Linked DNA regions of Homo sapiens: region 2 is linked to region 1. Evidence: chromatin loops called from intact Hi-C (ENCODE). Cell type or tissue: Caco-2. All regions are shown on one strand. Each heading gives the region's core, and the rest is flanking DNA. Links, peaks and the distances in the headings are about the cores only. Region 1 holds the start of LOC124900601 (a long non-coding RNA gene). Region 2 overlaps LOC112268076 (translation initiation factor IF-2-like).

Region 1 (6,853 bases), core at 2,453-4,952:
TGTTTCTTTGAATTATGCAAAGAAAAATGAACTCAAACATAGACTTGCAAGACACAGATGGCATGAGAAGAAGATGACCTCAAGAAAACAGCAAAAGGAATGCAAGTGCAGAATGAAGTCCAGAGACTGCAAAGGCCAATGTCAGTGCTGGCAAAAAGCAAAAGGAGTAAAGATTTTGTAATGACTTTATATGCAGTGACTGTACAAATTTTTCCTGAGATGATCAGTCAACTGTAAAGACTTCTACATATATATAAAACATCTTAATATTTTTCATCATCTTGATTTCTTAGATGTTCTAGAAACTGATTTTTAGTGAGGAAAAACTACATTTATCTGAGTTGACCAGTTCCTTCAGTTTCACTTCTATTTCTTTTTCTTCTGATAAATTTACACAGCATTCAATTTGCTATTTCTTGTTTTTAAAATCTCATTTTGTGTGATCAGAAGTGTCTGTTCATGTCTCTAGCCATCTTTGTGCATAGCAAGGAATGCTGTTCACTTAATATTAGGTGGTTTATTTCTTGGGGTCATGAGATTTGGGGTGATTTCTCTCCCTTTTTGTACTTTTCTGTATTCATTAATTTTTTTGAGACAATGTCACCAATGTCCTTCATATTAATATTTGGGCTCAGAACCCATTTTGGTGGTGGTTAAACAATTGTCACCCACACTGCAGTGCAGTGGTACGATCTCAGCTCACCAAACCTCTGCCTCCCAGGCTTAAGCGATTCTCCTGCCTCAGCTTCCCCTGTAGCTGGCATTACGGGCGTGCACCACTACCGCCTGGCTAATTTTTATATTTTTAGTAGAGGTGGGGTTTCACCTTGTTGGCCAGGCTGGTCTTGAACTCCTGACCTCAAATGATCCACCCGCCTTGGCCTCCCAAAGTGCTAGGATTACAGGCATGAGCCACCGTGCCCAGCCTTTTCTGTATTAAATTTTTAAAAACGCAACATTTAAAATAATCGTCATTCTTTTTGAATCTACTTTGTATTATAGGTATCCAAATACTCACCTATTCTCTCTTACGTGATGACAAACTTGTTGAAATGTCATTTCATTTTGTGGCTCCAGCCCCAGGGATTCTGACTCTGATTCTAAAGGGTCTGCATGCAGAGTGAGCAAGCCACCTGGATGATTCTCTTGCAGGTGTTTTAAGGGCAGGAGTTTGAGACACCCTGATGCAAAAGAACGAATCCTCAAGGAAGTTGGCTGTACATGTATTTTCCTTCCTAGCACAGGAAACGACAGAAAGATTATCCAATCAGTACCACTCATAACACCTGATTATATATGTATGAGGAATTCAGAAATGGTTTGATCAAGGCCGAAGACCTAAAAAGAGGCTCTTCTCTTGGACACCAAGTCCCCATCTCATGTGTGGTTGAATTAGTAGAAACTGAGGATGATGCTTCTTCCTCCAGCATTGGTATCCCATGGTTTTTGTTCAGTAGATGAAGTATCTCCATCCCCCAATATCCCCAAGCTCTATCCCAGTTTCCTCACATACACTTTTTTTTTTTTTTGAGACAGAGTTACGCTCTGTCACCCAGGCTGGAGTACAGTGCAGTGGTGCAACCTCAGCTCACTGCAACCTCCACCTCCCAGGTTCAAGTGATTCTCCTGCCTCAGCCTCCTGAGTAGCTGCGACTATAGGCACCCACCACCATGCTTGGCTAATTTTTGTATTTTTAATAGAGACAGGGTTTCACCATGTTTGTCAGGATGGTCTTGATCTCTTGACCTCATGATCCACCTACCTTGGTTTCCCAAAGTGCTGGGATTACAGGTGTGAGCCACCACGCCTAGCCTGAGACTTTCAAGTAAAGCCACAATGGACCACAGAGCTTAGACATCAGGGCTAACATGGAATCTCTGTCATTAAATCTTGAGATCTTATTATCTTTGCTCAAAGAAAAAAATAATCACAATTGACATTTTGAGGAGAAGACATCTGAATGTAAACTTGATCTTAGAGGATATTAAGGAATTACTGGTAATTTGATTAGGAATGATAATGATCATATAAAAAATGCCCTCATGTTTTTAGAGGGAAAGTAAATTACGTAGGGGTGAATATCAGGATGCAATTACATAACTACTGTAAACTATTTTTTAAATACTTCAGAAAAACAAATGGAGTAAATATTGCAAACGTTAATAGTTTTTAAACCTATGTGATGGGCATATGATAGCTCATTAAACTAGTCTCTCTACTTTTATGTATATTGAAAATTTTTCATAATAATAACAAAAAAAAAAACCTTGGCCAGGCACAGCAGCTCATGCCTGTAATTCCGGCATTTTGGGAGGCCGAGGTGGATGGAGGACTGCTTGAGCCCAGGAGTTTGAGACCAGCCTAGGCAACATGGTGAATCCTCATCTCTACAAAAAATAGACAAATTAGTCAGGCACGGTGGTGTGCACCTGCAGTCCCAGCTACTCAGGAGGCTGAGGTGGGAGGATCACCTGAGCCCAGAAGGTCAAGGCTGCAGTGAGCCAAGATCATGCCACTGCACTCCAGTCTGGGCGACAGACCCTGTCTCAAACAAACAAACAAGCAAATCAAAACCCTCTTGGTCCCATTTCCCAAAAAAATGATTTTTTCGAGATCTTACCATCTCCTGGCTTGGTGCAGAGTACAGGAAATCAAGACAAAGTACAGCACACAAGGATTAAGGAGGGAGGGAAGTGTGGGGGAGGCTGACACTGTGGACTCTCCCAGCTCAGTTGACCCATGCACCTTGCTTCATGGAAGAAAGGAATGGAAGATGAATCGTGCCTTTCACACACAGTGACCTTCCTCACTAGTAAATGTGCCTCCAGAAGTGTCCAAGAACTCAGCGCCACAGCCAGGCTGGCTGCATGAGAATCACCTGCGAGCTTTTGCAAACATAGGCCCCTACTGGGTCCAAAGGTATTCATCTCTTGGAGAGGAGGAGAGAGGCAGAACAAGGAAAAGGATGGGAAGAAACCAGCCTTGTGCACAGGAGGATGCTGGGATTCCTCCTGCACGTTTAGCGCAATGCAGCCTATTTTACAAGGTCACAGAAGCTCAGAGAGGTAAACCTGCCCAGGTTCTCATAGTTTGTAACTGGCAAAACCTGCCCAAATCTCTGTCTCTAGAGATATTTCCACTTGCTTCAACTCTGGAGCTGTCTAAGTTGTAAAGACAACAGATTCCACTCATCACTCACTTTTGTTTGCAGATATTGCCTAAGGTCCCTTGTGAATATTTAGGTTAGGGCTGTTTTTTTGAGTTTTTTGTTTGTTTGTTTCTTTTTTTTTTTTTACAAAGCAATCTTGTGGAAAGAACCCAAAGTGGCTCCCCCATTTAAGACCCTGTAAACAGGGAGACGAGAGTCTGGAGTCATGGTCTGGTTTCCAAACCTTCCTTAGATTTCCCTGTGTGTAAAATCCAACAACAATCTTTGACAAATTGCCTCCCCTAGGGGAGAGATGGAGGAAGTGTTAACTTTGCTTTTTTTTTTTTTTTTTTTTTTTTCTGTTTTCAGACAGAGCCTCGCTCTGTCGCCCAGGCTGGAGTGCAGTGGTGCCATCTCGGCTCACTGCAACCTCTGCCTCCTGAGCTCAAATGATTCTTGTGCCTCAGCCTCCTGAGTAGCTGGGACTACAGGCAGATGCCACCACACCTGGCTAATTTTTGTATTTTTAGTAGAGATGGGGTTTCACATATTGGCCAGGCTGGTATCGAACTCCTGGCCTCAAGTGATCCACCCCCCTCAGCCTCTCAAAGTGCTAGGATTACAGTCATGAGCCACCATGCCCAGCCACTTTGATATTTTTTTTTAATAGACAGCTTCGAGGTCCAGTATGATTTCACAGATTAGGAAACATCACAGGCAAAGAAGAATACTTTGCATTCAAATAGCAGAATGTTTTCATTTTCAAAGAGCTCTCACCTGCCATCTAATCTTGTCTTCCTAGCAGTCCTGGGAGAGAAGCAGATGTGGTTTCCAATCCCACTTTCCAGAAGAGGAGACTGAGGCAGAGGCTTTGCAGATACACAGAGGACATGTGAGGACAGGTGAAGGTCATGAACATTGTCAGCCCCCTCCCCCAACTGGACATTCCCAGATCTGGTGGACTTCCAGCCAGAGGAGACAGAAGGACTGGATCATTTAACTCTGCCATGGGTGCCAGGACCCAATTTTTCCCTGGCTAACTCGGTCACCTCCTGTCTGGGATCTCCAACTACTACACATCCCACAAGTCTCAGCTAAAACAGCAATTCAACGGGGAACTTTTTTCTGAGGCTCCAGGATTGGGCCAGGCCCTCCTCATGGCTCTCTGCCCTTCCCCTACTGCAGAACTTAGCACCTGTATGTCACTATTGGTTCAAACATGTGCCTTTCGTATGCTCTCCACGTTATCTGCAGCATCTGCCAAGAATAATAATGAATGGTAAAACCTAATCTCTATTGAGTGTCGATGATGCACTTTTAACGTGACATCTTATTTAACCCTCACTATATCTGCAAGAGTAGAAGCTATTAATAGCCAATTTTCAGATAAGAAAATCAAAGCACAGTTTCTATAACTTACCCAAGCAGCTAGCTAGGAGGCAGCTCAATTTGAGCTCAGGGAATCAGATTCCAGAAACCATGTTCTCAATTACTACAGCAGATACCTCCCCAGAATCTAGTAGGTGGTTAATGAGTCTTTGTGGAATAAATGAACAGAAGGACAAGCAGTGGATGGATACATAGGTGGGTGGGTGGATAGATGGGTGGATGGAAAGATAGGTGGGTGGGCAGGTGGATGAATGAATGGGTGGTTGAGTTGGTGAAGGGATGGCTGAGTGGGTGGAGAAATGGATGAGTGGTTGAGGGGGTGGAGGGATAGATAAATGGGTGGACGGGTGGGTGGATAGATGGGTAGATGAGTGAATGGGTGGATAGATGCATGGATGAGTGGATGGATAGATGGGTTGGTGGGTGGGTAGGTGGATGATAGCTGGGTGCATAAGAGAGTGCATTGGATGTATAGATGGGTGGGTGGGCGGGTGGATAGGTGGGTAGGTGGGTGGATGGATGTATGCATGTCTGGATGGATGGATGGATGGATGGATGGATGGATGGAAGGAATGATGGATGGATGGACGGACAGATGAACAGATGGACTTGAGCATTTATTCAGGGTCCTCTAAAGAATTGAGTGATTTCCTAGGGTGTGTCATCACCTGCATGTGGGTGGGCAAGGGGGCTTGCCTCTGTAATACTCATGATTATGGGTAGTGCTCAGCCTTAGTCACCACTCTCAGAACACTTTATTGACTAGGAAAGTCAAAACTGGCATTGGCAACTAATGCAAATTACAGCTATAACTAACAGAAGATGTTGAGTGATGACAGCTGGGCAACCAATAATCAATAACTTGGCTGTGTCATGTTGCTGCCATGCTGGACAGGTAGAGCCATGGGTTCCCTAATCCCTCCATCACATTGAGGATGCTTATCAAGACTTCCCCAACCATGGGGACAAGGATCTTATCAAATACTTGCAGTTCACCCCAAAAGGCTCACCCTCTTCGTTCCACCTGCACATGACCTTCAGCTCAAAGACATTTCCAGTCATCCAGGTCAGCCCTTCTTCCAGCCTTTGAATTAACCCTGATGACTGCCTGCCCATTAGGTATCTCACCTTTCATCACACAGCCTTTTCCAAGGCTTTCCTTCAGTCCAGCCCTCACTAAACGCTGAAACTCTTGTTGACAAAATCCAGAACAAGCTGGCTGGGGGATACAGGTGGGAAGCAGGCTGTAGTAATGGGAAAAATTCTAAGCAATCTCGAACACAGAAAAGAAACTGAACAGGTAAGAGAGAGGCAGTCAAGAGAAGAAGTGTGAATTTTGCATAACTGAAGCTGAAGAAGATCAGGGGGCATGGCAGACCACAAGATAAATATGATATAGACTCCTTTTTAAAAAAGTATAAACACCCACCCTTTCCTACTGACAACTGTGCTTCAAATATTGCTAAGGTCTTTACTAAAGGCGACTCAGAAAAACAGGGTATTTTATGCAATACAGTAAGAAGGCCCATAGGCAAGCATGTTCCTGACACCACCTTCTAGGATAACCCCTGGGATTCTGGTTACGCCTGTCCTAAAGTTGCCTCTCACTCCTGCTGTTGGAGAACTACCATGAGAGAAGAACCATAGTGAAGTGGTTAAGAGTGTGCACCCAGTGACCAGCCAGATGGCTTCAAACCATCACCATCTAATACTGAGCAAGTTACATAATGTTCCTGAGCCTCAACTTTCTCATCTGTAAAATGGGTATGTCGTCATTCATTAATCAAATTCTAGGTAAGCATATACTAAACACCAGAGACACAAATGAGAATCAGGAACAGGCATGGCCCTGGTCCTCACGGTGACCACAGTCTTGAAGGGGAAGGATGACATGCACAGAAATAGGAAGCCGTAGCTGAGCTCATGACACCTGGTGTCATGAAAGCAGACAAGAGGGGGTTGCTGTGACTGAGTCAGTGTGGCCAGGCGTCCCTGAGGATGTAGTGACTCCACTGTCAGATGAGACTATGACCAGGTGAACAGGTAAGGAGAGGGAAAATCTTTCCAGGCAGAAAGAGCAGGATGTGCAAAGGCCCCGTGGCAGGAAAAGAGCAAAGGAAGTGCAAGAGCCTGAAAGAGGCCAGGGAGAACAAGTGAACATGTGGATAATCACAGCACCCACCTCATACAGGAGTTGCAAGAAATTGAGACACTGTCTGTAACAGATTCAGCAATGACTAAATAGAAACTATCTCCTAAAAGCACAGGATGAAGCTCCTTGGTGGTATTTCCCATGTGAGGCTGCCATGGACTCA
Region 2 (6,853 bases), core at 1,928-4,427, 79 kb before region 1:
CACAAGTTGAGGAATTCTAGTAGCCTCTATAAGCTGGAAGATGCAAGGAATGGATTCTCCCCTAGAACCTCTGAAAGGAGCATGCTCCTGCTAACCTTTGATTGATTTTGGACTTCTGGCCTCCAGACAATTTTTTTTTTTTTTTTTTTTTTTAGACAGAGGCTTGCTTTGTTGCCCAGTCTGGAGTGCAGTGGCATGATCTCGGTTCACTGCAACCTCCACCTCCTGGGCTCAAGCCATTCTCTTGCTTCAGCCTCCCAAGAAGTGGGGACTACAGGTGCCTGCCACCATGCATGGCTAATTTTTGCATTTTTAGTAGAGACGAGGTTTTGCCATATTGGCCAGGCTGGTCTCGAATTCCTGACCTCAAGTCATCCACCCACCTCGGCCTCCCAAAGTGCTGAGATTATTTAGGTGTGAGCCACAGCACCCAGCCCAGACATTGTTTGAAGCCACCCATTTCATGGTTCTTTGCTGCAGTGGTTGTGGAATATGAATGCACTCATGCTGTTGGTTAGACTTTGCTGACCTTGTGTCTGTTATTCCCTGGCAGTTCTACAAGGCCTGGAGCTGATACGAAAAACCTCCCTTCTTTCCCAAATGGTCCCCAGCTTCCCCGTTCACTGAAGACCCTGCAGTCAGGAACAGTCAGGACTTTGCACCCAGTTGTTGTGCGTGTTTGGCCGACCCTTCCTCTTGTGTGATTCGTGGACCCTTAGCATTGCATTACCAGGGAGCTTTTGGAATTGAAGACTCTCAGGGCTCACCCGGAAGGACCTCCTGGGCCAGAATCTGCATTTTAACAAGATGCCCAGGTGATTTGCATACACGTCCAGATCTGAGAAGCGCTAGTAGGAGAGGCTTTAAGGTGGTAATTAGATCTTTTCTCCACCTGCAAGAATCTTAGTTTCTTCATGTTAAATCTATTAACTGTGGCAATGTCATGGGTGTTATAAAACAAAACAAAATCCTTACATCAAGAATGCACCCTGGTGTGTTATGGATATGGGTGAAATGAAATGTCTGGAATTTGCTTTAAAATGTCCTAAAATAGCAAGAAGGAAAAGAAAAGTGGGAACTGGAATGAGATTGGAGAAATGTTGACAAGTTCTTCCAGTGGGATGATGGATGCATGGGGGTTCATGGTATAATTCTCTCCCTGCTTTTTGTGTATATGGGAAATTTCCATAATGAAACGTTAGAGGTTGGGCACGGTGGCTCATGCCTGTAATCTCAGCATTTTGGGAGGCTGAGGTGGGTAGACTGCTTGAACCTAGGAGTTCAAGACCATCCTGGACAACATGGTGAAACCCCATCTCTACTAAAAATGCAAAAATTAGGCATGGTGACAACATGCCTGTAGTCATGTTGAGGCACAAGGTTGAGACATGAGAATCACTTGAACCCAGGAGGCGGAGGTTGCAGTGAGCCAAGATCGCACCATTTCACTCCAGCCTGGGTGACAGAGTGAGACTTGGTCTCAAAAAAAATTTTAATTTTCTATTTTTTTTGAGATGGGGTCTTGCCCTTTTGCCCAGGCTGGAGGGTAGTGGTGTGATCTTGGCTCACTGCAAGCTCCACCTCCCGAGGTCACTCCATTCTTCTGCCTCAGCCTCCAGAGTAGCTGGGACTATAGGCACCCAGCACCATGTCCGGCTAATTGTTTGTATTTTTAGTAGAGATGGGGTTTCACCGTGTTAGCCAGGATGGTCTCCATCTCCTCACCTCGTGATCTGCCCACCTTGGCCTCCCAAAGTGCTGGGATTACAGGAATGAGCCATCTTGCCCGGCCTTAATTTTGTTTAATTTTTTTCTTTTTTGAGACAGGATCTGTAGCCCAGGCTGGAGTGCAGTGGTGCGATCCCTGCTCACTGCAGCCTCTACCTCCTGGGTTCAAGCGATCCTCCCACCTCAGCCTCCCGAGTAGCTGAGACCACAGGCATGTATCACCACACCTGGCTAATTTTTTCCCTTTTTCTAGAGGCAAGGTCTTGCTGTTTTGCCCAGGCTGGTCTTGAACTCCTGAGTTCAAGCAATTTTCCCATCTCAGCCTGGGAGTAATCCCAAAGTGCTGGGATTACAGGTGCGAGTCACTCTACCCAGCCTCAACTGTTTTTCATGACTCCACTTTTTCTCCCCTCTTGAAAATGAGTAGTCTTTGAGGGAATGTCTTTTTTGTCTCAATCTCTGGTTTCTTTGCTCAGTGCACCTGTGTTTGGGGTTTTGTTGCTCTCCAGGCCTTTTTCAGCAGTGTTGACCCTGGAGAGCAGGATGGGAGCTGATGGCTCCTCAGCATCTTTTAACTCAGTTTAAAGATGACTATCAACAACATCTAGTCAGCATCTGTTGCTCTCAGCAGCTGGGACTTCATTTCTTTTCTCTTTCTCCACCTCTCTAACCTCTTTAAGACTCTGTCTTTGTCATGGGTACAGCATCACCTGTGTGGCCCTTAGGCTCTCTTACTTACATGTGATCTGCGTATTATGTCTTTACTTCAGGGTTTCTCAACCAGGGGGTGATTTTGCCCCCCAGAGAACATGTGGCCATGTCTGGAGACAATTTTGGTTGTTGCAGCTGGAGGAGGTGGTGCTACTGGCAGCTAATGGGTAGAGGCCAGTGATGCTGCTAAACATCCTACAATTCCGCGGACAACTCCCACTAAGACAAAATAATGATCCAGCCCCAAAGGTCAATAGTGCTGAAAGTGAGAGACCCTGATTCCATCTTAGAGATCATCCAAGCACACTTGGCCAAATTGTTTTTGCTACTGTCCCATGAAGAAAAGGCAGACTCATGACTGATGGCAACATCGATGGGAATTTTGTTTACCTCTTCTTTGTGGACCTTGGGATACGATGACTTACCATTTGTGCAAGTTGTGCATTGCATACCTCCAGGGGGCGCCACCCACATATTTATGAAAATGCCACCCCAGAAATTGCACAGTACATAGTCTACATGGCAATAAGCAGTTGCTCTGGTTTTGGGGTTGCCCTGAGGTGCTCTGGAACTGGGAGGAACTTTATTTCTGGCCATTAGAGGCCCTGAGCATGACATTGAGTACCCTTTCAAGAAAGGAGAAATGTTGAACAGAGAGGACCTCATTTTTATAACTCTTGACCATCATCTAGTTACGGAGCATCCACTTTTCACCCCTGGGCCATATCCATTTGACGGATGAAAAATCATCAAATTATAATATCATGGCTTATACTTTTGATAGCTTCTGCCTGGAACATGGCGGTAACAACTTCTCATTTTCAATTGATTCACTGGGGGGAGAAAATATACACGGCTGCCCTAAGACTTTCTATTACATACCATTTGTTTGACGGAATTTCTTTAGTTTCTGTAGCATAACTTATTCTAACTGGTCCTCAATCACTTTGCAATAAAACCTGAGATTGTGAAGATGTTCATTGTCATTACCAGTGACGGAGCAGTAAGTACAGAGTTCTGGAGAGGGAAGGAACCGAGAGATTTAAACTAGCAGAATGAGCCGCTCACCCTCAGAGTTGCTTTTAATCTTGGCGAGAACTGAGGGGAATTTTGACAGGGTTCAGGGGGACTGCGGGGAGTGGGGCTGGGAAGTGGCTATTTGCACGTGTGGTCAGCAAATCCAGTGAGGGGGTCCATGTACTGTGGGCAGCCCCGCAGATGGAGTTGGGATTGCCCTAGACTGAGTACTGGGTCATCAGTACTCAAGACATCGAGGCCCAGGCTGGTGCAGGAGATACATTGCACTGCTTCAGCCTTTCTTCTATCGCTCCTCTCCAATGACAGTCCCCGATTTTCCACCGAGGAGTCACTAGTTCCCCACGACATGTGTGCGACTGGCCATTCCCCACCTTGATCTGGAGCTGGGGCATGTGGTCCCAGCCTGGATGTCAGTATCCTTCCACCACCCTGGCCACAGTGATTGGGTCTGAGAAGCAGATTAGCCAAAGGAGAAACAGTCTTGGAAATTTCATGTTCATGCTTAAGAAAGTAAAATGGAAAGCGGGGGGAGGGTCAGGGGTCATTCTGATGATATAGTTTTAGGACCTGGATGTAGCCACACCTGTAGCTGTCAACTCTGTGCCATAATACTGCTTTTTTTTTTTTTTCCTTCAAATTTAAATACTTTCTAAAGGCAAGGTCTTGCTATGTTGCTTAGGCTGGTTTTGAAAAGTCCCTTTTGGGGGGATGCTTTCACTGCTTCACTTCCTTTCTATGACAGCTCAGGGAATCAGAAGACAAGGGAGATGATTTTTTTTTTTTTTTTTTTTTTTTTGAGACAGGGCTTGCTCTGTTGCCCAGGCTGGAGTGCAGTGGTGCAATCACAGCTCGCCACAGCCTTGATCTTCTGGACTCAAGCGACCCTCCTGCTTCAGCCTCCTGAGTAGCTGGGACTGTAGGTGGGTACCAACATGCCCAGCTAATTAAATTTTTTTTTTTTTTTAGAAGTGAGATCTCACTATGTCACCCAGGCTGGCCTCAAACTCCTGGGCTCAAGTGATCGCCCTGCCTTAGCTTCCCAAACATACAGGTGTGAGCCCCCACACCAGTCAACGCTGTGGTTTTATGCACCTGGTGTCCCCCTATGCCCTGAGCAATGATCCTCCTGCTTCAACCTCCCAAAGTGCTGGGATAACAGATGTGAAGCAGCATGTGTGGCCCACATAGTATTGTTATGGGTTAAATTGAGTTCTCCTCAAAACATGTTGAAATCCTAAATTCTAACAGCTCAGAATGTGACCTTATTTAGAAATAGAGTTATTGCAGGCCAGGCGTGGTGGCTCATGCCTGCAATCCCAGCACTTTGGGAGGCCAAGGCGGGCGGATCACCTGAGGTCAGGAGTTTGAGACCAGCCTGACCAACATGGAGAAACCCCTTCTCTACTAAAAATTCAAAATTACCTGGGTGTGGTGGCACATACCTGTAATTCCAGCTACTCGGGAGGCTGAGGCAGGAGAATTGCTTGAACTCAGGAGACGGAGGTTGCATTGAGCTGAGATCGCGCTATTGCACTCCAGCCTGGGCAACAAGAGTGAAACTCCGTCTCAAAAAAAAGAAAGAAAGACAGAAAGAAAGAAAAGAAAGAAATAGGGTTATTGCAGATGCTATTGATTAGGATGAAGTCATCCTGGAGTAAGGAGGGCCTAAGTCAATGACTGGTGTCCTTATAAAAGAGGAGAGGACACGCCGAGTCACAGAGACACAGGGAAGAAGGCCATGGATTGGACGGAAGATTGGACTGATGCGTATGCAAACCAAGAAACACTGAAGACTGCCAGGAGACCACAGGAAGCTACGAAGAGGCAAGGCAGGACTCCCCGACAAGTGCAGGAGGGAGCGTGGCCCTGCTGGCACCTCCGTTTCAGACTGCTGGCTACCAGAGCCACAAGACAATCAATTTCTCTGGTTTCAAGTCACCCAGCTTTTGGTACTTGGTTGTGGCAGCCCTAGGGAATGAATATAAGCACTTTCTCTTTTTTTTTTTCTTTTTTTGAGATGGAGTCTCGCTCTGTTACCCAGGCTGGAGTGCAGTGGCGAGATCTCAGCTCACTGCAGGCTCCACCTCTTGGGTTCACGCCATTCTCCTGCCTCAGCCTCCTGAGTAGCTGGGACTACAGGCGCCCGCCACCACGCCCAGCTAATTTTTTGTATTTTTAATAGAGACAAGATTTCACCGTGTTAGCCAGGATGGTCTCCATCTCCTGACCTCATGATCCGCCTGCCTCAGCCTCCCAAAGTGCTGGGATTACAGGCATGAGCCACGACACCCGGCCGAATATAAGTACTTTTAAATTAACTTTCCTCTTCTCTCCATCTTCTTCTAAATCATCATTTTTGCCTAAGCAACAGCTAGGGTCTAATACAGATGTGATGACTCACTTCAAAGTGGGGGAAGCCCCCATGTGCACCCAAAGCTCCTGCTGCCTTGGCCATGGCTTCAGATACTGGACCATCATTGTGGAGGCTTGCTGGAGATCTGAGCCAGGACACCATTCTCTGTTGCCTTTAAACAAAGGCTGGTGCTCGCCCAGGCATGTAAGCTCCACCGAGGATCTATTTGGAGGACAGAATTCTGAGATGACCCCTTAGGTTCTTGCCCTGGATAAATGCCAGGTGTAATCTCCTCTCCCCTGGAGTGTAGGCAGGACCCGTGGCTTGCTTCTAATCTATATCTATGGAAAAGTTGAAGGGATTTTGCAGATGTAACTAAGCCCCTAATCCATTCACTTTGAGTTAATCAAAAGGGAGATTATTCAGGGTGGGCCTGACATCTTCAGGTGAGATCTTCAATGAAGGTCTGGAAGAGAGAGACTCCTTCCTCCTGGTTTTTGTTTTTTGTTTGTTTGTTTGTTTTTGACATGGAGTCTCACTCTGTTGCCCAGGCTGGAGTGCAGTGGCACGATCTCGGCTTACTGCAACCTCTGCCTCCTGGGTTCAAGTGATTCTACTGCCTCAGCCTCCCAAGTAGCTGGGATTACAGGTGTGCGCCATCATGCCCGGCTAAGTTATGTAGAGACGGGGTTTCACCATATTGGCCAGGCTGGTCTCGAACTCCTGACATCAGGTGATCCCCTGCCTCGGCCTCCGAAAGTGCTGGGATTACAGGCGTGAGCCACCATGCCTGGCTGGTTTTGAAGAAGCCAGCCACATGAGTTTCACAGTTGCATGGAAATAAATTCTGCCAACAACCATGTGAGGTTGGGAGAAGACCCCAAGCCTCATATGACACACTAATTCCAGCCGGCACCTTGATCACAACCTTGTAAGAACCTGAGCAGAGGACCCAGCTAAAGCTGCACCCCCAGACTCATGACCCACAGGAAAGGAGAGGTAATAGATGGATGTTTTAAGCTG

Evidence for each region. Peaks named below come from ENCODE experiments on the same cell type or tissue, not always from the same donor. Only the 100,000 strongest peaks of a DNase experiment are listed, where the experiment ranks them.
Region 2: it touches region 1 in a loop (14-fold over the local background); 1 of 110 quality-filtered maps calls a loop at or near these places.

The regions. Positions count from the first base shown.
Region 1 is chr11:67,935,757-67,942,609 of GRCh38, forward strand. The region is part of intron 3 of LOC112268076 (translation initiation factor IF-2-like); the gene reads right to left. LOC124900601 (a long non-coding RNA gene) reads right to left here and starts at 4,018. Exons shown (of 3, transcript XR_002957254.2): 1 at 3,927-4,018; 2 at 1,019-1,235. It also overlaps the pseudogene LOC105369359. In Caco-2, for the core only: a CTCF peak has its summit at 3,395; a DNase peak (open chromatin) is centred at 2,845.
Region 2 is chr11:67,857,041-67,863,893 of GRCh38, forward strand. All of the region lies in intron 3 of LOC112268076 (translation initiation factor IF-2-like), which reads right to left. It also overlaps the pseudogene ENPP7P7. Among named protein-coding and RNA genes, the nearest start is that of LINC02754, 24 kb to the right of the region's middle. RefSeq lists an enhancer at 1-233. In Caco-2, for the core only: no CTCF peak of the experiment used is centred there; a DNase peak (open chromatin) is centred at 2,941.